Linked DNA regions of Homo sapiens: region 2 is linked to region 1. The links are chromatin loops, found by intact Hi-C in ENCODE. Cell type or tissue: mammary epithelial cell. All regions are shown on one strand. Links, peaks and the distances in the headings refer to the core of each region. The heading gives the core; the rest is flanking DNA. Region 1 overlaps NEBL (nebulette). Region 2 overlaps MALRD1 (MAM and LDL receptor class A domain containing 1).

Region 1 (12,441 bases), core at 2,658-10,657:
TGCAAGCTGAAACTATATCTCATTATTTGAGTCCTAGATCAAGCCGTGCCTAGGAATTTCTCTACTATTCAATCATAAGAACAACAAATAAGTTATCTCTGTTTTTTTTTTAAGCCAGTGGGAAATGGATTACCAATTGCTTACAAGATAGTCATAATTACATAGACACACATGTCTTTAGGGACTTCTGTCACATTTGAAAACTGATTATAAAATTCAGAAAGCTGTACATATATAAATTTGCTTTTTCTATATGTATATTATTCTTCAAAGAAAAATGTTATTAAAAAAAACTATTAACTATAGCCAATTAAATTTGCTTTAAAACAATTATTTCTTATTATGCTGACACACTCCAGATTTGTAGATTCTCTGCTGCAAAGTAAATGTTGATTTGCTTATTAGGAGATCCTCAAATTTAGGTAAGTGGTAAACAAAAATCTCAGTCTTGGAGTATTTTGCCTCCTATCTTCCACTCATAATCCTTCCTGTTTTTACTGACTTACACTCCCAGTATCACTTTTCTAAATAAAAGTTTACATAATTATGTTTAACTTTCAAAATATTAATATTCAATTATTACTATGTCTACAAAAAGCACTCTGTTTTAGTCAGCCTGTTCAAAGCCCCAAAATGAAATGTTTCATTTGAAGGCCAACAAATATGATGAAACTGAGGCACTGATAACAGACAGCCACCAAGGTCTGATGGTAAAAGGATGTAACAATTTTTTAATATGAACTTTCAAATGTAAATGTGTTCTAAAGCACATAGACTACATTAGACACCCTTTGCATCAGTTATTTGTTGTCTGCATAACAAAACACACCAAAACTTAGCAGGTTTAAAACAACATGGCGGCATCTACATTCCAAGAGGGCAAACCCTAATGCAGAAGTGTGTTTATAGTCTGAGTCACATTTGCTGATGTCTCATTGGCTAAAGAAAGTCACATGGTCAAGCCCAGAGATATGGGAAGGCTTGACTCTTGAGGGTCATTTGTGTCACAATAAGATCCATTGACTTTATTTGAAAAATAAACTTTTGATATTAAAAATAAACTATGGCAAAGTCCCGAACATTGGTTGAAAATGATCTGAGCCTGTCATTTAGGCAAAATGGGACATGACTATGATTATATGCAAATGAGATTTTTATTATTATTATTTGGGGGGTTTTTATTGACTAAGATTCTCAGCCTGAGAGTGGAGACTTCACCAGAGCCACGTGAATCAATTTACACTGGATGTGACTGGAAACCATTAAAGAATTGCATGTGAGGAGAGTAACAAAATTTCATTTAATTGCCTCAAGGATTCTTCTCCTGCTGGGTTAAGAATGTCTACTAGGACCCTGGAGGCAGAGCTTGCAGTGAGCCGAGATTGCACCACTGCACTCCAGCCTGGGCGACAGAGCGAGACTCCGTCTCAAAAAAAAAAAAAAAGAAAAAAAGAATGTCTACTAGGAAGGCAATAATAGCAGAATTCTGGTTAGGAAGCTATGGCAATGATCTAGAGGATAGAGATAGTGGCTTAGGACTAGGGTGGCAAGAAAGATGGATTTAGACCACCACTATGGGGGTGGCATCAATAAAGTATGCTGATGACAGGAATCAAAGTGACTTCTATGCTTTGGTTGGCGCCATTTGAAGATTGGGGAAAGCTAACCTAGGGGAAAATTAGGGATTCTAGTTTTGGCCTGTAACGTTGAGATCCCATTATACATTTCCCTTGCAGACAACAAAAGATAAATGGTCACATATTCACATCCATGTTACAGAACACTTAATTTTTCTATAAGAATGAGGTAGACCTATATGAAGGAACATGGAAAAAAATCCTTAATATAAAGTGAGAAAACAATCAACCACTTAAATGGGGTCTGACCCCATTTAAGATTTTTTTAAGTCGCTGTGTGTACATGTGTATGTTTATCTATATAAACACAAAATAGATTTGGAAGGTTCCATAACAAACTTATAACAATGACTATCTCTCAGGACGAGAACAGAAGTAGGAAAGGGATAAAGCAGGTTTTCAAGTTCCTCATGCTCCTGGCCGTCCACCCCTGGCCACCACTTCAAAATGGAACACTTATTGATCAGGAAACCTATACCATCTCCACTTCCTTTGTCTTATTCAATCATGGCAATCCCATTTCCCTGGCCAGTGCCTAACTCTGGGGATGTCAGTCATTTTCAAAACAACAGTAACTTCCCTAGCAGCTAAGCAGCTACCTCTGGCCTTCCAGATTTCCTGTAAGGTGTCAGTCCTGAGTCAGCTCTTCCTAAGTGCAAAGATCACACAACAGGTCTCAGGATACTCCACTGAAGCCCCCACCTAACCAACCTTGAGATAAGTGAACAGGACCCCTTCACCTGCACCCCGATTTTTTCTTCACATACACTTTTTATAAAATCATCACATCCCAAAGCTTCTTTACTCCAGTGATCCTTTTATATTCTCAGATTTTCTGGGGAAGTTCAAGAGGTGTAGAGAAAGTTCTAGGGTATTTCCTTTGAAAAATATGCATATGGTCTGACTCCTACAACCTTGTGATGTGATACCCAGCCTGTCACAGAATTTAAGACAAAACTTCTAAATCAATATCCTGTATCCCATGAAGAAAAAACTGGTGTTATCAGATGAATGAACATGGTCGTTCAGGTTATATCAGACCTCCATCCAAAATGCTGACTGTGTAGAAATTTCATGCGTGCTGATCATGTCAACAAAGGCTATTTTAAGAACATGCAATCAGACAGGAATGACTATTGTTCTCATGTAAAGTGTCCATATATGAAGTTCTGCTCAGAAATTTGGAAATACAGATATGCCAAGCAGCACATGATCCATTAAAAAATACCATGAAAACATTTATCATAGCCTAGATTACCATTAAATCTGTTGTATTCTGAAATAAGGTGTGCAGGGGAGTGCATGTGTGCATGTGTGTCTGTTCAATTAAAATGCCTTCCACCAAGCTTTCTTGATATATTGGAAGGATATGAGCAAAGCAAAAACTGTAATTTTTCAAACTGGCATAATGCTTCGGAATAGTCTCCATTCCAAACTGTTAAACCAGCTGCAATGCTTTGAGAAATTCCATATAGTAATCAAGTTGCTAATACGATTTGTTAGGTTCCAAAATATGAGTCTTAAGGCCTGCATCACGCACCCTACTAACCTCACTCGCTATCTCTGCAGCCTTCTTGGCATGCTGCATTTCAAGGGTGTCAGTGCCAGCTTGCATTCCTTTCCCTTTAATTATTGACTCCAGGTCTTTCTTGTATTCTTTCTGCAAAAGACAACATTTTACAACATTCAAACACTCAGTGGGCAAACATGCATCTGCAGTCAATGATACTAAAAAAAAAATAGTTAGACATATTTTACAAAAGAGGTAACAAAGCTCCTTGAGTACTATGAATGATCACTCACAACTAACTTCTGAACTGCTTAGAATGATAATCTCATTCTCACTGAAGAAGGGCATGCAAAGCTCCAAAAATGTTTAGTATACAAAGGCAATTGCCATGTGAAAATCTTCACTGACAATTTTCTTTGGGGCTGGAGGATAGGGAGGTGGGTGTAAATGAGCTGCTGTTGTACAAAACAGATGAACTTAGAAGCCAGAGCATTCACCAGCTGTATGACACTGAGAATTCTTAACCTTTCCAGTTTACTCATCTGCAAAATGAAGGTAGTAATGCAAGCATACCTCATTTTTATTGTGCTTTGTAGATATTGCATTTTTTTTTACAAACTGAAGGTTTGTGGCAACTCTGCTTGTCAAGCAAGCCTATCGGTGCTATTTTTCCAACAGTATGTGCTTACATGGTGTCTCGGTGTCACATTTTGGTAATACAATATTTCAAACTGTTATGGTGCTTTGTGATCAGTGATTTTTTTGTTTTGACAGAGTCTTGCTCTCTCGCGCAGGCTGGAGTGCAGTGGCGTGATCTCGGCTCACTGCAACTTGTGCCTCCTGGGTTCAAGCGATTCTCCAGCCTCAGCCTCCCGAATAGCTGGGACTACAGGCATGCGCCACCACATCCAGCTAATTTTTGTATTTTTAGTAGAGACCAGGTTTCACCACGTTGGCCAGGCCGGTCACGAACTCCTGACCTCAGGTGATCCACCCACCTCGGCCTCCCAAAATGCTGGGATTACAGGTGTGAGCCACCGCATCTGGCCAATCAGTGATCTTTGATGTTACTATTGAGACAGACAGATAGGAGGGGGTCACTGGCAAAACTCCAACTGGCCTGTGCACTGGGAAGAGCATGCGCTGGGGTGGAGCCACAGAAGTTCCGGCAGTTTGCAAGAGGGAGGAGCCTGGCCTCTCCTATTCCTGTGTGGAACCTGGGATTCAAACTGTGAGGTGGGAAGCACTCTAGCAGGGACTCTGGCCTTGCAGAGAGTCCCTGTTTCCCCCTTTTCTTCCTTTACACCCAATAAAACTCTGCTTTACTCACCCTTCAAACTCTCTGCAAGCCTAAATTTTCATGGCCATGGGACAAGGACCCTGTCTTTAGCTGAACCAAGAAGAAGTCCTGCAACACTATTGTAATTGTTGGGAGATGCCACCAAATGCACCCCTATAAGTCAGTGAACTTAATCGAGAAATGTTGTGTGTGTTCTGGCTGCTCCACTGATCAGCCGTTCCTCTATCTCTTTCCCTCTCTTTGGGCTTCCCTATTCCCTAAGTCAAAACAATATTGAAATTGGGCCGATTAGTAACCCTACAATGGCCCCTAGATGGTCAAGTAAACAGAAGAGACGTGCTTTAAGTCAAAAGCTAGAAATGACTGAGCTTAGTGAGGAAAGGATGTCAAAAGCCAACACAGGCCCAAAGCTAGGACTCTTGTGCCAAACAGTTATTCGAGTTGTGAATGCCAAGGAAAAGTTCTTGAAGGAAATTAACAGTGCTACCCCAGTGAACACATGAATTATAAGAATGTGAAACAACCCTATTGCTGATATAGAGAAAGTTTTAGTGGTCTGAATAGGTCAAACCAGACAAAACATTCCAGACACAACATCCCCTTAAACCAAACCTAATCCAGAACAAGGCCCTAACCCTCCTCATTTCTGTGAAGGCTGAGAGAGGTGAAGAAGCTGCACAAGAAAAGTTGGAAACTAGCAGAGGTTGGTTCATGAGGTTTAAGGAAAGAAGCCATCTCCATCATATGAAAGTGCAAGGTGAAGCAGCAAGTGCTGATGGAGAAGCCACAGCAAGTCACCCAGAAGATCTAGCTAAGATAATTAATGAAGGTAGCTACACTAAACAACAGATTTTTGATGCAGACAAACCAGCCTTCTATTGGAAAAAGATGCCATCTAGGACTTCCATAGCTAGTGAGGAGAAGTCAATGTCTGCTTCAATTCTTCAAAGGACAAGCTGACTCTTATTAGGGTCTAACACAGCTGCTGACTTTAAGTTGCAGCCAATGCTCATTTACCATTCTGGAAATCCTAGGGTCTTTAAGAATTATGCTAAATCTACTCTGCCTATGCTTTATAAATGGAATAACAAAGCCTGGATGACAGCACATTTGTTTAAAGTATGGTTTACTGAATATTTGAAGCCCACTGCCAAAACCTAATGTTCATAAAAGAAAGACTCCTTGAAAATATTAATGTTCAGTTACAATGCACCTGGTCACCAAACAGTTCTGATAGAAATGTATAAGGATATTCATGTTTTCGAGCCTGCTACTCAACATCCATTCTGCAGCCCATGGATCAAGGAAAATTTTTACTTTCAAGGCTTATTATTTAAGAAATACATTTCATAGGGCTATACCTGTCATAGATGGTGATTCCTCTGATGAATCTGGGCAAAGTAAATTGAAAACCTTCTGAAAAAGATTCACCACTCTACATGCCATTAAGAAGATTAGTGATTCATGAGAGAAGTACAAAATATCAACATTAATAGAAGTTTGGAAGAAGTTGATTTCAACTCTCATGGATGACTTTGAGGGGTTCAAGACTTCAGTGGAGGAAGCAACTGCAGATGCAGTGGAAATAGCAAGAGAACTAGAATTAGAAGTGGAACTTGAAAATGTGACTGAACTGCTGCCATCTCATAATCAAACTTGAATGGATAAGGAGTTGCTTCCAATGGACAAGCAAAGAATGTGGTTTCTGAAGATCAAATCCTTGTGAAGATGCTGTGATCATTATTGAAATAACAACAAAAGATTTAGGATACTACAAAAACTTTGTCATTAAAGCAGCAATGGGTTTGAGAGGTTGGTCTCTAATCTTGAAAGTTCTACTGTGGGTAAAATATATCAACAACATCACATGCTACAGAGAAATCTTTCATGAGAGGAAGAGGCAATTAATGTGGCAAACTTCATTGTCATCTTATTTTAAGGAATGGCCACAGTCAACCCAACCTTCAGCAGCCACCATCCTGATCAGTCGGCAGCCATCAATATAGAGACAAGACCCTCCGCCAGTGAAAAGATTACCACTTGCTGAAGGATCAGATGATCATTAGCACTATTATAAATAAAGTACTTTAAATTAAGATATGGATGTATTTTGAACATAAGCCTATTGCATACTTCTTAGACTACAGTATGGTATAAACATAACATGTATATGTATGGAGAAACCAAAAAGTTCATGCGAATCACTTTATTGTGATATTTGCTTTATTAGAGTGGTCTGGAACCGAACCCATAGTATCTCCACAGTGTGTCTGTACCTCCATGTAGGATCCATTGTGAGGATCAATGACAGTGCATAGCACAGAGGAGATGATCAACACCTGACACCTTCTTCCAGTTTTTCAATCTTATTCTCCTAGGCCGGTTCTTCCTTCTCCTAATAAGGCCTAATTAATGCTGCTCCTGCCGCCATCCTGCCATTCAACTGCATCTGTCTGTACTTTGCCATTGAGAGAATAAAACAACTTTTACACATGCTACTGACAAGTAATTACAAGACAATCTCTGCATGTGGATTGGACATGTCACGGCAACAGAAGAATTTGCAGAAAATGACTAATGTAGGGTTAATGTGATGACAATGTTAGCCACAGACCTCACCAGGGGCACGTGTTGTTTATGGCTGACCAGCATCCATTCCTCCTCCTTCTGGCAAAAAGCTCCATGATTTCCTTTTGGGAAATGACCTCTAAGTTCTCTCAATCCATACCCTTGGGAAGGATTGATTTCCATCACCTCCCTAGTCCCCACATATATTTTTAATTCTACTAAAGTGCCTTTTAAATGTTTCCTTTATTTAAAGAATGTGAATATAGCTGAGATTAAGGTCATGTTTTAAACACATAAAAATTTAGAATGTTTTCTATAAGACACTGTTAAACTACCTCAACAAATGGGTGACCATGAGAGGATAATCAGCACATTCTACTCCCCCAATCCCAGACACAATGATTATGCCAGGTGTAAGCACAGGATAGAGATTAATCCAAGGAGATTCAAACCTAAGACTTTGATTGGAACTATAAAAAGGGATGTTCACTTCCCATTGGGATTACTGGCCATAGATATGAGTTATCCTTTTATTAAGTGGGTTCATTGCATGGAGACAGCCTTCCAGAAGCAAAGCCAATAGTGAAGATAACAGAACCAAGAGATGGAGGAAGAGAGACATCATCTGAATTCTACCTTGACAGTAACTCAATCTTCGGATTTTCTATTCCATGAGTGAAGACATCTCCTTTGATGCCTACCCTAGTTTGAGTTGGGTTTCTGTCATTTGTAACCTAAGAGTCACCATCACCATCGTCATCGCTATCATCATCATCATTATCATCAGAGTTTCAAAATATGGGGACAAGGCTTTAAGCTCTTTCACTGCTAAATTCAGCCAAAGTCTCTTAAAAGCACAGTGACACCATATGACCCAAAGTAATGACATAATACAAGGATTACAGGACTGAAAACACTTCAGAGACATTTCAGTTCTCCTTATAAAGTGCATGAAAAGTGAGCAGAAACCACTTTCATTTGATAAAGAGGCTGAATAAGGTTCAAACAGCAGCCCAGGGCAAGACTGGGAGAGTCAGTTGGGTTATGAGTGGCAAAGCATGTGAACTTTCTACCTGCAGTTACTGATGGACCATAATAACATACCTTCCCAATCATCTGCCTTTTACCTGCTTAAAAGATGAAGTTAAATCTCATTAAACTATTTTCGTTTATTATATGGATTTTCTCCAAAGTGGGGAAACGGCCATTTTTTTCACATCACATAGAAAGGGGATTTTAAAAAAAATTAATAGTCCAAGAAAAGACTACAAGGATATAGCTGTTTACAATCACTTACATATAAAAGTTATAGATGTATAGAACCTTTGAGAAAGATTGACAAATAAGAAAGTCAGCTAAAAACATATTCATCTAAGGTGTTAAATAAACATACTCACCTCACTTGCCATTTCAGAGGCTCGCTTTGCTCTTTGGATATCAAGAACTTCTGAATTAAGTTCCATTCCTTTCCCTTTTATCTCATTTTCCAAATCTTTTTTATATTCTTTCTATGAGACAAGAATATCACAGTTCAAAACTTAGCAGGAATCACTTTATTCAGTGTGCTATTCTACATGTTTTCTAGAGATCACAGAAATGAGAAAATATTACTAGGAAGGAATGAATCACACAGCTAAGTATTCATGCTTTTTTCCTACAGACACTTCATTTTCCCCTCTACCAAGTTCAGAGTGGCTTCCAATATTTTCAGCCTTTTCCTTTTCATACTTTCTGTCAATATGTTTTGGTACCATAGTGGATTTTTTTTAAAGACATCTTCTCTTTCAATGGTGAGGAAGATCTTAAGAACACGTGTTCCTTATTAATTGTTAAAACTATTTTTGAAAGTTCTATAAAACATGCATTACCAAAAAAGAACATGGTTGCAAAAGAATGGAAAATTACAAAATCAAAAGGAGTGATGTAGCCAAAGGTTTTTTTTAAAGTTTAAAAAGTGAGCAGAAACCACTTTCATTTGACTCAGGTCATTCCAAAATTATAAGCAGCCCATTCCAATGTCTAGTAAGCTATTAGGAGTTTCAATTACTTGGGCTCACCACAGCCTGATAGATGGTACTTGAAAGCAGATACTTCAAGCACTATCCATCACAATTACTTTAGGTATTTACTTTACCCTTTTACAAGCCTCAGAATATTTCAAGGCCCCCTTTACTATCTCTGATGGAATCTATGGCTCAACATTCATGATGATGAATGGAATCATCCATAGATAATGAAATGTGCATAGATGATGGAATCTATGGCTCACGATGATGATGATGATGATAGCGATGATGATGGTGATGGTGACTCCTAGGTTGCAAATGACAGAAACCCAACTCAAACTAGGGTAGACCAAAAAGGAGATGCAATCACTCATGGAATAGAAAATCCAAAGATTGAGTTATTGTCCAGTTGGAATTCACATGATGTCTCTCTTTCTTCATCTCTTGGTTCTGTTTTCTCTATTGGCTTTGCTTTTGGAAGGCTGTCTCCATGCAATTTAAAGAATTGGAAAACCAAAACATTTTCTACACATTAATAATAGTTTGAATTTCACCCATTTGAATGTCATATTTTAAGTAGATCCAAATGCCTTCTATGAATACTTACATACAACTTATTTTTCTCTGCTAATGAGTTGCTTGTTTTCTTACTTAATTGCGTATGAAAATCATAAATATCTTATTCCTATTCAACTAAGTTGCATTTATGATTAACTTGCCAGATGAAAGATGAAATTTCCTTTATTGATAAGAAATCAGGTTCCAGTTAATTCTAGGGTTCATTTCATGTTACTTTCCCTTCATCCATTATAATTAAATTAGCCTGTCCTCTGCTCAACTAATAGCTTACTAGACATTGGAATGGACTGTTTTATAATTTTGGAATGATCTGAGTCAAATGACCCGAGTGAAAGTCAGACCTCTTTCATTTATTTCGTGGTGTGACCTTCGGGAGTACTTTTAAGTAACTCAACCTTGATTTCCACCTTGGTGAAATGAAAATAAAAATACTTGTTCTAGTAATGTCAAAGGGCAATGGGGGGATCATAGGAAATGAAGTATAAAATGATACTTTGAACACTCTAATGCAATGTCAATGTAAAAACCACAAAGTAAAAAATGCAAAGTTCATTTGAAGCTAAATGCTTACACTTACAAAGGGAAGTAATAATTTAATTAAGTCACCAAAAGTCCTCTTTTTCAAATTAGACAAGCTATAACTATTTTTTAAGTTAATTTTTAAAAAATTCTTATTGGAAGTTGACAATTTATGGTTGCATATATTTATGGGGTACAGAATTGCCATAATTTATGAATACAATGTGGAATAATTAAATCAATCTAAATAATATATCCATTACCTCAAATATTTACTTTTTCGTGGCGAGAACATTTGAAATTTACTCTTAGCAATTTTGAAGTGCACTATATACTATCTTCACCACACTGTGCACTAGATCTCAAAAAAAGTATTCCTCCCGTTTAGAGATTTTGAACTCTTTGACTATCACCTTGCCATTCCTCCCACCCTCCAGCCTCTGTAACCACCATTCTACTTTCTGCTTCTAGGAGTTCAAGTATTTTAGATTCCACATAAAAGTGAGAATATGCAGGATTTGTCTTTCAGTGCCTGGCTTATTTCACCTGGCATCATAGTCGTTATGAACTAAATGTTTCTGTCCCACCAAAACCCGTATGTTGAAGCCCTAGCCCCCATTGTGACCGTACTTGAAGGTGGGACCTTTGGGAGGTGATTAGGGTTAGATGGGATTGTGAGAGTGGGACTCCCTTGATAAGATTAATATCTCTAAAGGAAGGAGGAAAAGCACCACAGTTCTATCCCTCTACTGAAGTCACAGTACAAAGGTGTCTGCAAGCCGGTAAGAGGGCCCTCGCTAAGAATCAAATCTGCCAGCACCTTGATCTTGGACTTCCCAGTCTCCAGAACTTTGAGAAAAGTCTGTTGGTTAAGCCACTTAGTCTGTGGTATTTTGTTATAGCAGCCAGAACAGACCAATACAATACAGTGTTCTGAGCCCTTTCCTACCCTGATGCATGTATTCTGAATTAATAAATTAAGACTCACTCCAAAACAGGAATAAAAGAAAAAGGCAATGGCACATAGTAAAGTCATTTATGAATCTCAAAATAGACTTCACATTGCCATTTGTATATAAGTGATTAAAAAAAGATTCTCCTTTAAAAAATTAACATAAATAGTGTATTTTTAAATGGAAGACAACAGTAGTAGGAAGTTGCCATTATTTGAAATTGTTTTAAAAATAATTATTAAACATTTTTCTTCCAAAAAGCCTTATGGCCAACTATTTCTCTTTTTTCCTTTTATTTTTAGTTGACACATAATTGTACATATTTATGGGATACAGAGTGATATTTTAATATGTGTACACAACATATTATGATCCCATCAGGGTAATTAGCATATCCATCACCTCAAACATGTATCATTTCTTTGTGTTGTGAACACTCAAAATCCTCTCTTCTAGCTTATTAAAAACATCCAATCAATTATAGTTAACCATATTCACCTTACGGTGCTGCAGAACACCAGAGCTCATTCCTTTGTATCGATTAACCAACCTCTCCCCATCCTCTCCTCCTGCCACTGTGTCCTAGCCTCTAATACCCACAGCTCTACTCTCTAGGAAGTTGCCATTTGCTTAGCCTTCAACTTCAAAAATTTTTACTAGGAACTAGAAGTGAGAAAAGATAGTGCAGCAAGAGAACTCTTATAGAAATTACATGTCTATTTCAGCACATTACATATTACAACACTGAATCACATTAAATTTCTAAAACCAGTTAAACGGTATGACCAGTTAGCATTTGCTTATTAAAGAAGTTCATGATGATGTGCTCCTATAGGCAATTAATCTCAAATTTATTTCACTGGTCTAAGAGATTTCCTTCAGGAATAGTTTCCTCAGTTCAAAAATTCAAAATGAAATGAAATTTCATATGTATGTATGTAATATACATTCCGTTTATATATCATAAAATATATATTATATTGTGTATAAGATATATATACAAATATTACATGATATACTACATTTATACTTAGGGAACACTTTCCCTTAATATAAAGAGTATATAAGCAGATTTGGAAAAGCTATGAGCTACTTTTTGACCATTTAAAAAACATAAAAAAAAAAAAGCTTTTAAAGGTGGACTATAGACATGATATTTTTAGTTTTAAGGTCTTAATATTAAGAAAATTTAATATATTACTTGTGAGCAAAAAGTGCACCATTATGTTTTTGGGGAAATTTTTGCAGAGAATAAAATGAAAAGTGGACATGAGTTCCTCTATTCTATATGTTAAATATATTATTTTTCCCTACTTAGAACACAAACTACTTATAAGTAATGTAGCATTTATCCAGACCTTCACATGTG
Region 2 (12,441 bases), core at 2,659-10,658, 1.2 Mb before region 1:
GGTTTTGACTTCCATTCCTCTAATGATCAGTGATGTTGGGCTTTTTTTCATATGCTTATTGGCAGCATGTGTGTCTTCTTTCAAAAAATGTCTTTTCATGTCTTTTGCTCACTTTTCAATGGGGTTGTTTGTTTTCTTCTTGTAAATTTGAAACCCCTTGTATTAAAAAGGCACTTTAACCTGTAATTTACAATAAAGTGATAATCTTTACTTTTCACCTTTTCGTCTTGGCAGTGTTTACAGTGGATTGCTCTTTCTCATTACCTGATTTCTGGGATATCACTGCCCATGCCTGTCACTCTCCTTCACCCATTCTTTTTCTTTCCTGTTGTCTAAATATTGGGACGTTAGACGATGCTTGCAGTTTCTCTTCTGTTTGTCTACACTCGCTCACTCTCTAATCTTGCCTAGCCTTGGACCTGTGAATAAAATCTGTAGACTTCGAATACAGCTTACCAGCAGACCAGACTCCGCATTCTTAGATTTAACCACTGACACGACGCCAGATCTCATTCAGATTTTATTTGGTTATCTCCTAGCCATCACGAATTTCACGTGTTCTAAAAGACCAGTTTTCTGGACAGCTCATGTTCTTCTATTTCTCCAAGCTTTGGATAAACTGATCCTTCTGTCTAGAACTTTCTGTTTGTTAACCTATTTGCCCAGAGGATGCCTTTTCATCCTTTAGATCCAACATAGGTGATGTTTTTTTCTGGGAAGCCGATTCCAGCCCAGCCAGGGAGGGTCGCTTTTTCCTCCTTCTGGCTCCTCTCCTCTTTTGCTTCCCTTTCCACAATATTTTGTAAGTGTTAGTTTTACAAAACGACCTGTTGAAAATCAGCCCTAGCTATCTAAAAAATGCATTTCCAGTAAAATTCTGTTATTTATGATGATCAGAATTTGTTTTGCCCAACTTTTTACTAGTTTTTATTTTTAAGGATACCTCCAACAATTATGGTCATTGAAAAAACATAAAATATGCTGACTTCTTACAAATTACACATGATATAAATTAATGAAACAGGAATGAAAAATGTTTAAAACTAACACAAAAGAGGAAAGAAAGGAATAAATAATAGCACAACAGATCAGTTGCTTTTCTGAAAGAAACATCTATTGTAAAGTGTAACATTATATACTGACATCATTGCATTGCAAGTTTTTCTAGCTATTAATTCTTATTTATCTTTTGCAAGAATTTATATTTCTGATCTGATAATTTGTTCAAGATATCAAAACTAAATTACTATCTGACAAATGTGACAACTTAAAAATGTCATGGTTAATAAAAAGCATTTCATCGAAATAAAGGCCAGGTTCAGTGGCTCACCCTCACCCTCATAGTCTCAGTACTTTGGGAGACTGAGGCAGGAGGATTGATTGAGCCTGGGAGGTAGAGGCTGCAATGAGTCGTGATCGTGCCAGACTGAGTGACAGAGTAAGTTCCTGTCTCAATAATAATAATAAATAATAATAATAATATATTGTTTATATTTTGTGGCAGAAAAAGATTAATAATATAATCAAAGACCTTAAAGTATGAAATAGATTAGGATAAAATATGTCAAGAAGAGAAATCAAAGTGTTAGTTTAAGGAGGAGAGGTACATTTAAAATTTTTTTTACTTATTTATTAACTTTTATTTTAGGCTCACAGGTACATGTGTAGGTTTGTTGTCTCAGAGGTGTGGTGTACAGATTATTTCATCACCCAGATAATAAGCATAGTACCCAATAGGTAGTAGTTTTATCCTCACCGTCCTCCCACCCTCCACTCTCAAGTAGGCCTCAGTGTTTGTTGTTCCCTTCTTTGTGTCCAAGTATATTTGATGTTTAGCTCCCAATTCAAACGTCTAACCGTTAAAAACTTTTAGGTATTTTGTATTGAAAGATGACGCATATTCAGTCACCATTGTAATTACATTTTCGATGTCTACATTTAAGAGAGTGATGTCAGTTTCATTTACAGTAACCTGGAAATTGTATCTTTTGCAATTGATTAATGTTAACCTGAAAAACATTAATTTTGACTTAAAATTAAAGGGACTATGAAATTTTTCAAAAACTCCTTTGGAGAGTTCATGGGCAAAAATTTTGAAGACCGTGGGCCAAGAAAATAAAGATCATGTCTTCAATACATTTTCATGACCCATCCCTAATGTATAACTGAGATTGCAAGAGTTATTTCAATATGTGCTCACAAAATAAATGATGAGTGAATGTAAAGTCCTGAAATTTCAAAGAAAAGCATCAATACATTGAAATATATTCTTGAAATGTATTGAAATATGAGAAAATGACCTCACCATAACCCAAACTACCATTCAAAAAAGAATTAGTGGGGGATTTTCTATGTGTGCAACAAGAACTATTGAGTAAGCATATGATGTGTTCATCATACTAAAAAGAAATTTCTCTCCAGTTTATAGGATAGAGCAACTACCAAAAAAAAAAAAAGTCATCTATTAAAGTAATTCCATTTTACTACAATGACAGAAGAGGGTGCTCTTAAATTAGAAATCTTGTAAACTATCTCAAATTTCATCAAATGAAGAGACAAATGAAATTTTCATTCATACAAGGCCTTTGTTAAAAATAAAATTCAGTTAGAACACTTCCCCTCCCCACCCAAAAAACAACAAAGAAACATGGTGTAAAAAATAAAATACATCAAGACCTTGAACTCCAATTCCAAGTTAAATTAAATATTATTTATAAAACATATAATTGGGGATATTTGAAAACAAATACATGCAACACTTTAATTTAAAATTTTAAAGTCTAAGTGTAAAAATATGTAAAAAAAAAAAAAAAAAAGTAAGAATCAATTGAACCCAAGGAAATGAATTGGCTGGATTAACTGAATTGGTTGAACCCAGGAAAAAATGAAATTGAAAAAGTAAAGATTAAATTATCATTTTCAAAGGATGATATATTCAAATGTAAATGTATTCAGAAATTTTTAACAAAGGTGCAAAAGTAAGGAAATGGAAATGAGATAAAATAAGGAGAATCAAAGAGAAAGTAGTTCAAGTGGAAGAAAAAGAACATGCATATGATTGGAGTCCCTAAAGAGGAAAATGAAATAGTAGAACAGAACTAACATTTAAACTATAATTCAAGTAAACTTTTTTCAAAAAATGAAAAGAGACCTGAATTTACATACTGAAAAAGTCAGCAAGTACCTGAAATTTTTAACACAAAACCAAAAACTCTAATGTATATCGTGGTAAAAATATTAAACTTTAAGAAACGGAAAAAAATTTTTCATGGCCTCTAGGAAAAGAACCAAATAACACAAGAGGACAAAGAATTTGGTTGGCATTAGACTTCTGAAAACAAAGAAACAAAGAAAACTCGTGATTGTCTCCAGAGTTGTGAAAAAGTCTTTGAAAAAATTTAACATCTATTCTTTATATTTTAAAAAGAGGCACTATGGAAAATGTAAATTGATGGATTTTTTTAAGTATGGTAAAGTCTATATTCCCTATTCCTAAATTTAGCACCTTCCTTAAGAGAAAACCATAAAAAGCACTTCCATTAAAATTAGAAACAAAGCAAGTATAACCACTAGTTTCACTGATATTTCATATTGTACTGGAGGTAGTCACCAATAAGAAAAAAAAATTATTAAGAATCAGAAAAGAAGTTATCATGATGGTATACATGAAAAACCCTAGAGAATTGATAAAAGTTAATTCAAACAATAAAAACAATTTACTAAGTAGGTTTGGAGGATATAAAATTAGTATTCTTAGATTAATAGTCTACATACATAGACAAAACTATTAAAAGGAAAAAATGAAAAAACTCTATTCACATTGACAACAAAAAGAGAAAATATTAGAAATACATTTAATAAAATAAAAGCAAATCTGTATAATAAAAACAATCCAGAAGAACTTAAACAAGTGGAAAAACATTTCCTTTCCTGGATAGTTGACTCAACATCGTAAAGGTGTTACTTCTCCCTAGATAATTCTATAAGTTTAACACAATCTCAACAAAAAGACCTACAAGGTTTTCATAGGGGTAAACAATTAGATATTGCATTCGTATGGAGAAATGAGTGGAACAATAGCTAGTAAAACACTGAAAAAAAAAAAAACAAACTATGAGAATCTGAGTAGCTATGAGAAGCTATGAGAATATGAGTACTACTGAGCTTTGTAGCTCAGTAGTACTGAACCTACCAATATCAATAGAATAAAGCTCTTATTATTAAACTGTATTATACAGGCATCTGAATAGAAAATTTGACATTTCAGACTAGCAGAGTAGAAAGTTAAAAAATGTATCCAAGTACATATGAAAATTTAGTAAATGATAAAAGATGGCATCTCAAATTTCTGGACAAAGATGAACTTTTTAAAAGGGAGTATTGGGGCAACTAGTAAGTATTTGGAAAAGGGTAAAATTAGAACCATACCTCACACTATATATACACAAAGATAATCTTCACTTAAATCAGAGTTCGAAGTGAAACCATACACACTATAGAAATAAGCAGTAAATTTCTCTATATTATGAATGTAGGAAAAAGCTTTTTTTCAATGACTCAAATGCAATTGCATTTGAAGACAGATAAAGTTAATTACATAAAAATTTATTTTTAACAACGTTTTTTAATGACAAAAAATACCACCAAAAGCAATATCAAAAGATAAATGGCAATCTGAGAGAAAATACTTATGTTGCATGTATCAGAAAAAGTACAAATATCCCTAATACACAAAGAACTATTTTAATATACAGGGAAAGCCCGAATGTCACAGAGAAGAAAGAGATAAAAAATTCATTTTAAAATATAGAGAATGATGCTGCTATTTATCAGTGTTCTCCAGAGAACCAGAACCAATAGGATATGTATAGATATATAAGCAAAGATTTATGATGAGAATTGGTTCCTGTAGTTATGGAGGCTGGGAAATCCCACAACATGCCATCTGCAAATTGAAGAACCAGGAAATACAGTGATGTAATTCAATCCCAGTTTGAAGAACTAAGAACCAGAGAAGCCAGTGCTTTAACTCCCAGTCCAAGGCTGTAGGCCTGAGAACTGGGGATGGCTGGTGTACATCCAAACTCCCAAGACTGACAACCAAGACCTCTGATGTCTAACAGCAGCAAGATGGTTGTCCCATCTCAAGAAGGAACCACTTCCCTCTCCCTTCACCTTTTTATTCTATTTGGGCTCTCAGTAGGTTGCATGAAGCCTCCCCTCATTAGTGAAGGTGAATCTTTTTTACCCAGTCTACTGATTAAAATGCTAATCTCTTCTGGAAACATCCTCACAGACACTCAGAAATAATATTTTACCAGCTATCTGGGCATCCCTTAGCTCAGTTAAAACATAAAATTAACCATCACAATGCATAAATATATGAAAAAAAGATTCATTTATTTAAAAAAGCAAATTAAAACAATGTTAAGATGTCATTTCTCACCTCTTGAATAAGCAACATATTCTGATAGGAAAGATATGAAGAAACACACACTTTGCTAATTGCTAATGCGAATTGGTGTAATTCTCATGGAGGTGAATTTGGTAATCTCTCACAAAACTACATATTCATTCACTTTGGGACCTAACAATTCCATTTATAGAATTTATTCTGTAGGCACCGTTCTAACACTGTGAAAATACATGTCCATAAGGCTACTCACTCTGTTGCTTTTATAATTTCAAAATATTGGAAACATCCTAAATGCCCATGGATGAATAATCTGTTATATGATACAACCATACAATGGAATGCAAAGGAACATAGAACAGTTAAGAAGCATTCCTTGGGCCAGGTATAGAAAAGTTATTTTCTGGGGAAAGCTAAAGTAAAATGAAAAAATATATAGTTATCACTGAAACTGTTCTGTAGCTTTCTTTCATTTGACTCAAATTTTAAAATAACCTAAAAAGTGTGTTATTGTTGATAATTACATGTCATGTGTTTGACATGCCTATGGTCATGACATAAACCTGTGGAGCAGATAATAGTATGTGTAATTTAGCAGTTAAGATGAGGAGCATTTAGGCCAGGCATGGTGGCTCACACCTATAATCCCAGCACTTTGGGAGGTCAGGGCAGGTGGATCACTTGAGATCAGGAGTTCAAGACCAGCCTGGCCAACATAGTGAAACCCCATCTCTACTAAAAATACAAAAATTAGCCGGGGGTGATGGCACATGCCTGTAATTTTAGCTGCCCTGGAGGCTAAGGCAGGAGAATCACCTGAACCTGGGAGGTGGAGGTTGAAGTGAGCTGAGATCGCACCACTGCACTCCACACTCCAGCCTGGGTGACAGAGGGAGACTATCTCAAAAAAGGAAAAAAAAAAAAAAAAAAAAAGATCGGGAACATTTAGATGAGGCTGAGCACAGTGGCTCACACCTGTAATCCTAGCACTTCAGAGGCAGAAGTGGGAGGATTGCTTGAGCCCAGGCTGTAGTGAGCTATGATCGCAATACTGCACTTTAGCTTGTGTGACTGAACGAGAGCCTATTTTAAAAAGAGAGAGAGAGAGAGAGACATGAGACATGGTGAAATTAAGTACTTTTCCCAGAGACAAAAAATAAAACAGAGCTAGAGTCCAGATTCAAACCTAGTTCTTTGGCCACGATCTATGCTCAACCCTTGTGGATGTTGCCTCTTTGAAGATCTGACTAGACGGCTTATGATTCTAGAGTTCCATGATACTATGAGGACAAATTTGAATAAAATGCCTTAAAGGAAATCTAAAACTTAACTTTATTTGCATTTGGCTGTTTCCTTTTTTTTAACACACTGTGCAGTTTTGTTCCTATGAAAATTCATATGGTTGCTTTTGCCTATTTTACGCTTCCCCACCTTGACTAACTGAAAAACTCCAGATTTATCCTTTACTTCCCAGTTAATGTAGAATATCCTCTCTAGAACATTCCCTGAACCCATAAGCATACAGATCATATCCTGTGTGCAGTGCAGTGTACGAAAAAGGAAAGAGATATGATTCTAAAAACAGGCAGACCCGGGTTTGGATATGAGCTCCACTGCTAACTAACTCCATGACTTAAAAAAATGACCTAAGCTCTCTCTAAGGCCGAAGATGAAAATGTACATTTGTTTAAAACTCACCTTCTCTGCCATGATGAAGCTGTGAATTAAAAGGGGGTACTGCACTTGCTGAAATATATCATTAATAGTTGTTTTCTTTACTGAAGAATGTTTTTTAAAAATTGTGTATCTAAGTGGGAGCCACTAGTAATCTGTTTGCCAATTGCATATTTAACATCAGCTAAATCATCTCCGTAGCAACCAACAATCATTCTTTACTAGGTGGAATACAGAACAAATTATCAAAATTTAAGACCATGGCCTCTGCTGTTATTTTTTTCAAATATAACATAGTACTCAAGTGCTAAGGACTAACAAAAATCCTCATAATAACACTGGACTGTTTTGCAAAGAAAAATCATTCCAAAGTTTCAAAAAGTCAATTTAAAGTGGAGAATATTTAGATATCTTTTAGGTAATAAGCTTAAGAGACCATGCAGGGTGGTGCATTATTTTCAAATCTAACTTATGGAAAAGACAATTTTGTAGAGAAACATAAATTACTAAAATTGGCCCAAGAATAGGCATAAAAGTTGAATACGTTGGTGGACATAGGAGAAATCTAAAAGTCAAAACTGTAGTCTCTCCCTTCAAAAAATTTCAATATTTTTTCTGTCAAAAAACTGAAGGCATTTTCCCTTAAAATCAAGATTTTTTTTTTTTTTTTTTTTAAGTCAGGGAGGTCTGCCAGGCCTTGGATTATTCTATTTGCTCACGGGGTTTTAGCCAAAGGTACAAGCCAAAATAAGTAGAAGCTAAACATATTGAAAAAGAAGAAACAAATATTTTTGCAGATATTGACAGCCTAGGAAATCCACACAAATGTACTGCAATACTATTAGATTGAAAACAGGGTTCAGCGAGATAGATGGACATAAGATAAATATAAAAGACTAGATGAATTTCCTTTTCACCAGTAGTAACAATAATTAAACTAGATAATTGGAAAAGGGCTCCATTCTGAAACAGCAGCAATTATTATAATATATAGAGGCCTATACTGAATAGTACATGCACATCACCCACATAAAGAGTGCTGAAAAGCACAAATGAAGGACCCTCACAGAAGACCTAAATAAATGGATAGAAAAAAAAAAAATGAACAAACCACTTTCTAGAGTTAGTGATTTTCAATATTGCACAAATGACCATTAGCCAATTAATTACATTGGCTAATTAAATCTAGTTAATAATTTAGATTTTTGTTTGATTTTGAAATAGGCAGTTGGATTTTAATGTTCAGTTGGAAAAATAAATAAAACTTAAAGCCAAAATTATGAAATGGTATTTACAATACTTGACAATACAGCTTGCTATAAAGTCATTGTAATAAATATTATGAAGCTGGAACAGGAATAGACAAATAGACACTTGGAAAAGAATAAAAAGTCTACAAATAGCTTAACGTGGTTACCTAAAATTAGTATAAAATAGGTGGTTTTCAAGTTAATGAGAATGGATGAGTTGGAATATGTAATAATTGATATTAAGATAATTGGTTAGCCATTAATTTAAAATGTAAATTATTATTGACATAACACACAGGAATTAACTTCAGAATTATTAAAAATATATATAGGGGAAAAGCATAAAATTTCTTTGGGAAAATAGCATACAAGAATAGTTTAAAATCTTGAAGTATGAGGGTCTTTTCTAAGCTTAGTAAGCAGCTGTAAAATAAAAGATAAACAGATTCGAAAACTTGATCACATGGATGATGCTTAAAAGTATTCAGTGTGGTAAAAGACACCATAAACAAAATTAAGAAAAAAACAACAAACAAACAAAAAAGCAACAAAAAAACAATAACAGGGCCACGTGCGGTGGCTCACACCTGTAATCCCAGCACTTTGGGAGGCCAGGTAGAGTGGATTACCTGAGGTCAGGTGCAAGACTAGCCTGGCCAACATGATGAAACCCCATCTCTTCTAAAAATATAAAAATACAATTACAAAAAAATACAAAAAATTAACCAGGCGTGGTGGCAGGTTCCTGTAATCCCAGCTACACGGGAAGCTGGAGTAGGAGAATCACTTGAACACGGTGGGCAGAGGTTTCGCAGTGAGCCGATATTCCACCACTGCACTCCAGCCTGGGCGACAGAGCAAGACTGTCTAAAAAAAAAAAAAAAAAAAGGAAAAAAGGAAGAAAAAACAATAATAGGCCAGGCCAGGAGGAAAATATACAGGATACACAACAGCTAGGGATTAGTCATAATATATACTCAAACAATAAAAATTATGTAACAGATAAACTAGACACACATTATTTACAGAAAAAGGAAAATAAATGGTCAACACACATCTGAAAAAAATTCAAAACAAAATTATGTAACAGATAAACTAGACAAACATTATTTACAGAAAAAGGAAAATAAATGGTCAACACACATTGCACTAATGCATAAATGCACTAATGAATAAATAAGTGCAAAGTAAGTCGTTGATATCCTGTTTTTACCTATTAAAGTGACAAAACATTTTTTGGTAATATCCATTATTTATGAGACTATAGAAACACTGTCCCTTTTATATATAGCTTGTGGGACTATAGCTTTTCTAAATATACAACATGGAGAAAAATACAACTTTTGGAAAAATAAAGTGGCAATATTCATTCAATGTTTTAATATACACGTTCCTTAATTCAACAATCCCAATCCTAGGAATGTAGCCTACTAACATATTAACAAGAAATATAAACACAAACATATTGGCCTCAGCATTTTGCAATAGCACCATATTGAAAACACAGTTAAATGTTCCAAATAGTGTCATGGAATAGTATGTAACACTTTTTTAAAATAGAAGATATAAATCCTGACATAGAAAAGTATCCATATTGTTAGGTGAAAATGCAAATGCCAGAATAATATGTATATTAAGATCCTATTTGGAGAGGGAGAAAATGTGTAACTGTGTATGAAAAAGAAAAAAAGGAAACTGGTGAGTTACACATCAAACTGTTAAGAATAGTTAGTGAGCTCTGTAGAAGATTGGCTTGGGGGAAAGAGAGATTTCATACTTGAATTTTTGCATTTTTATTTTACCAGGTACTGCTTTTTATAACTTAAAAAAGCATTAAAAAGATTTTTGAAAACATATGTTGCTAATTTTTCAGGTAAGAAACAAAGGAAAAAAGAGTTTTTATATTTTTAAAAATACTAACATATGTTACAGTAAAAGGCAGAGTCAGTTGGCTGCTTCTAACAAAGTGTCCTGCGGATGAATGTGCCCGTCCCTCAGTTTTTCTTTCCGTGTTGTCAGAAAGCATTACACACTTTCTGCCTCCTGCAGAGCCAAGTAAGCAAGACAGACCAGGAATGTGATTGAAGGTGAAGCAACAAACTGCTCTCGCCCAGCTCACCAAGCCTTCTTCCCTGCCTAATTTGCAGAGCTGGATTGTACTCCAATCACATATGCTAACAGAGTCACAAAAATGAAAAGCACAGTGATACCTAATTTCCCCTGTCTGCACCCCTTCCCAAAAAGCAAGCCTCGTGATATGTTTGTACACTTAGCTATTAAATGGTTTTTAGGCTCCTGATGATAGCTGTAAGCATTCACAGTTGGTGCCTTCCAAATGAATGACCTGTTGACTCATCCAGGGAGGGCATCCTCTAAGGAAAGGCATGGCCCAGATTCTGTTCGCTGGTCATTGCTGACAGGGATTTGTGATCCAGATATTTTCCAAGATCTCTGGTATGACCTGACTGTTAAGTAGATATTTCTGTCCTCCGAGAGGAGTGGTGGGTTATTTGTGAGGCAGTATCTAATGCCAGAGGACTTGCTTTAAAAGAGAGAACAAGAAATAGCTGTCTAGAGTGTAAGAATCAGGAGATTCAAAAAGCTCACTCCATCACCCATCCTAAAGTAGCTGCATAGGAAAATGTTTCTACACAGTTTTCACTTTATCAGTTTTCCTAGTATGTGCACGGCCAAGCTTCATGGGGTAGCCGTTGGTTGAAAATGACACCTCTTCTTTCTTTGCTGTGTGTGATGTGTGTGCATGTGGCCAACGCACTCTACTGAATGGAAGCAAGAGACACAGCTCAGTGGTGGCGCTCGAGAGACTGGAGCTTCTAAGAATGCTGACAAAAAAGTTATTCCTCAGACTGAATTTCACAATTTCCCCAATCAGGCCTCCCCAGTGGCCCTGGAACGGCTGGCCATCCAGCTCTGCTCTGATCCTACACAGCTTTTCTTCCTGCTCAGCCAGCATGAGTTTAACTATGTCAGAGTAGAAGCTTTTGTGCTGTTGCTAGGTGGCTGATCTCTGCCTTACAGAAGCAGAATCTAGCAAATGAGGTAGAACTTTTTGAACTTATCCCTCTTAGTAGAGAAATGTTGACAGATCTAAGTAGTTCAATGCATTTTAATTTTGAAACCCCCTTGGGACTTTTCTTATCCTCTGAAAGAACTAGTTTATGTTTGCTGTTGCCCTAATCTGCTGTCTGTAATTCTGCCATGTAGGAAATCCCTTTGTATTTTTCAGAAAAAGACTTATTTTCCTTATGTCCATCAGGGAAAAGAAGGAGATAATGAAACTGGTTTATGTTCCTAAGTTTAAGGTTAAATTATGACTATTCATGATCAGTGGTTAGAGTTTTTATATATGGTTATATAAACATACACGTTGGTATTGAATTCAAAAATACATCTCTTTCAAATTTATTGTTTGGGCATCCAGAATGAAAACATATAATATCACTTCATAGTAAGTCTTTTCGTTTTAGTGCTACCACCATCTAACAATTTTGAGGACTAAGGTAGCATGCTTTCTAAATATATAGGGGGAATTCTAAGTTTGGAATAAGAACATTTTCTAAGAATTACATTTTTCATTCTGTAGATAAAAACCAAAAAGCAATATTTTCCTGTTAGAGTGTTAGAATGAGAGTGTGTTTAGTTTGAATAAAGACTTTAGTAATGAGAATAAGGCTTTGCATATATTATTCTTTTCCATTTGTTGAAATTAAAAATGATATTATAAGAATTTTCTCCATAGCAATGTAAGTTATGATGTATTGTCTTTTGCTATTGTTTATGGATTTTATGGTGTCAAGAGAACACAAATTATGTACATAAAAAGAATAAGTGAAAGGTATTTTATAGATATAAATATGTATTTATAAGCATATATTTAACTAGGATAAATTGCCCTAGCAAACAAATATATATTTATATTGACAAGTATTTGCCTATATTTTTTGGTTTGTTTTTATGGCAAAACATCATAATATATAAAACTAAATTAGTCATTCATTGGCTATAAAGTATATGAAACATTGTGATGTACAAGGGAAGGAAGACTGGCCTTGGAATTAAAAGACCTGTCTTGACTGCCCTTTG

What was found. Hi-C counts contacts between places; a loop is a spot of excess contacts. Peaks named below come from ENCODE experiments on the same cell type or tissue, not always from the same donor. Only the 100,000 strongest peaks of a DNase experiment are listed, where the experiment ranks them.
Region 2: it touches region 1 in a loop (5-fold over the local background); 3 of 110 quality-filtered maps call a loop at or near these places.

What each region holds. Positions count from the first base shown.
Region 1 is chr10:20,832,327-20,844,767 of GRCh38, forward strand. It overlaps NEBL (nebulette), which reads right to left. Exons shown (of 28, transcript NM_006393.3): 13 at 8,413-8,523; 14 at 3,187-3,297. Among named protein-coding and RNA genes, the nearest start is that of NEBL, 59 kb to the right of the region's middle. In mammary epithelial cell, for the core only: no CTCF peak of the experiment used is centred there; a DNase peak (open chromatin) is centred at 7,005; H3K27ac peaks cover 332 bases.
Region 2 is chr10:19,618,554-19,630,994 of GRCh38, forward strand. The region is part of intron 36 of MALRD1 (MAM and LDL receptor class A domain containing 1); the gene reads left to right. Among named protein-coding and RNA genes, the nearest start is that of MALRD1-AS1, 100 kb to the right of the region's middle. In mammary epithelial cell, for the core only: no CTCF peak of the experiment used is centred there; no DNase peak of the experiment used is centred there.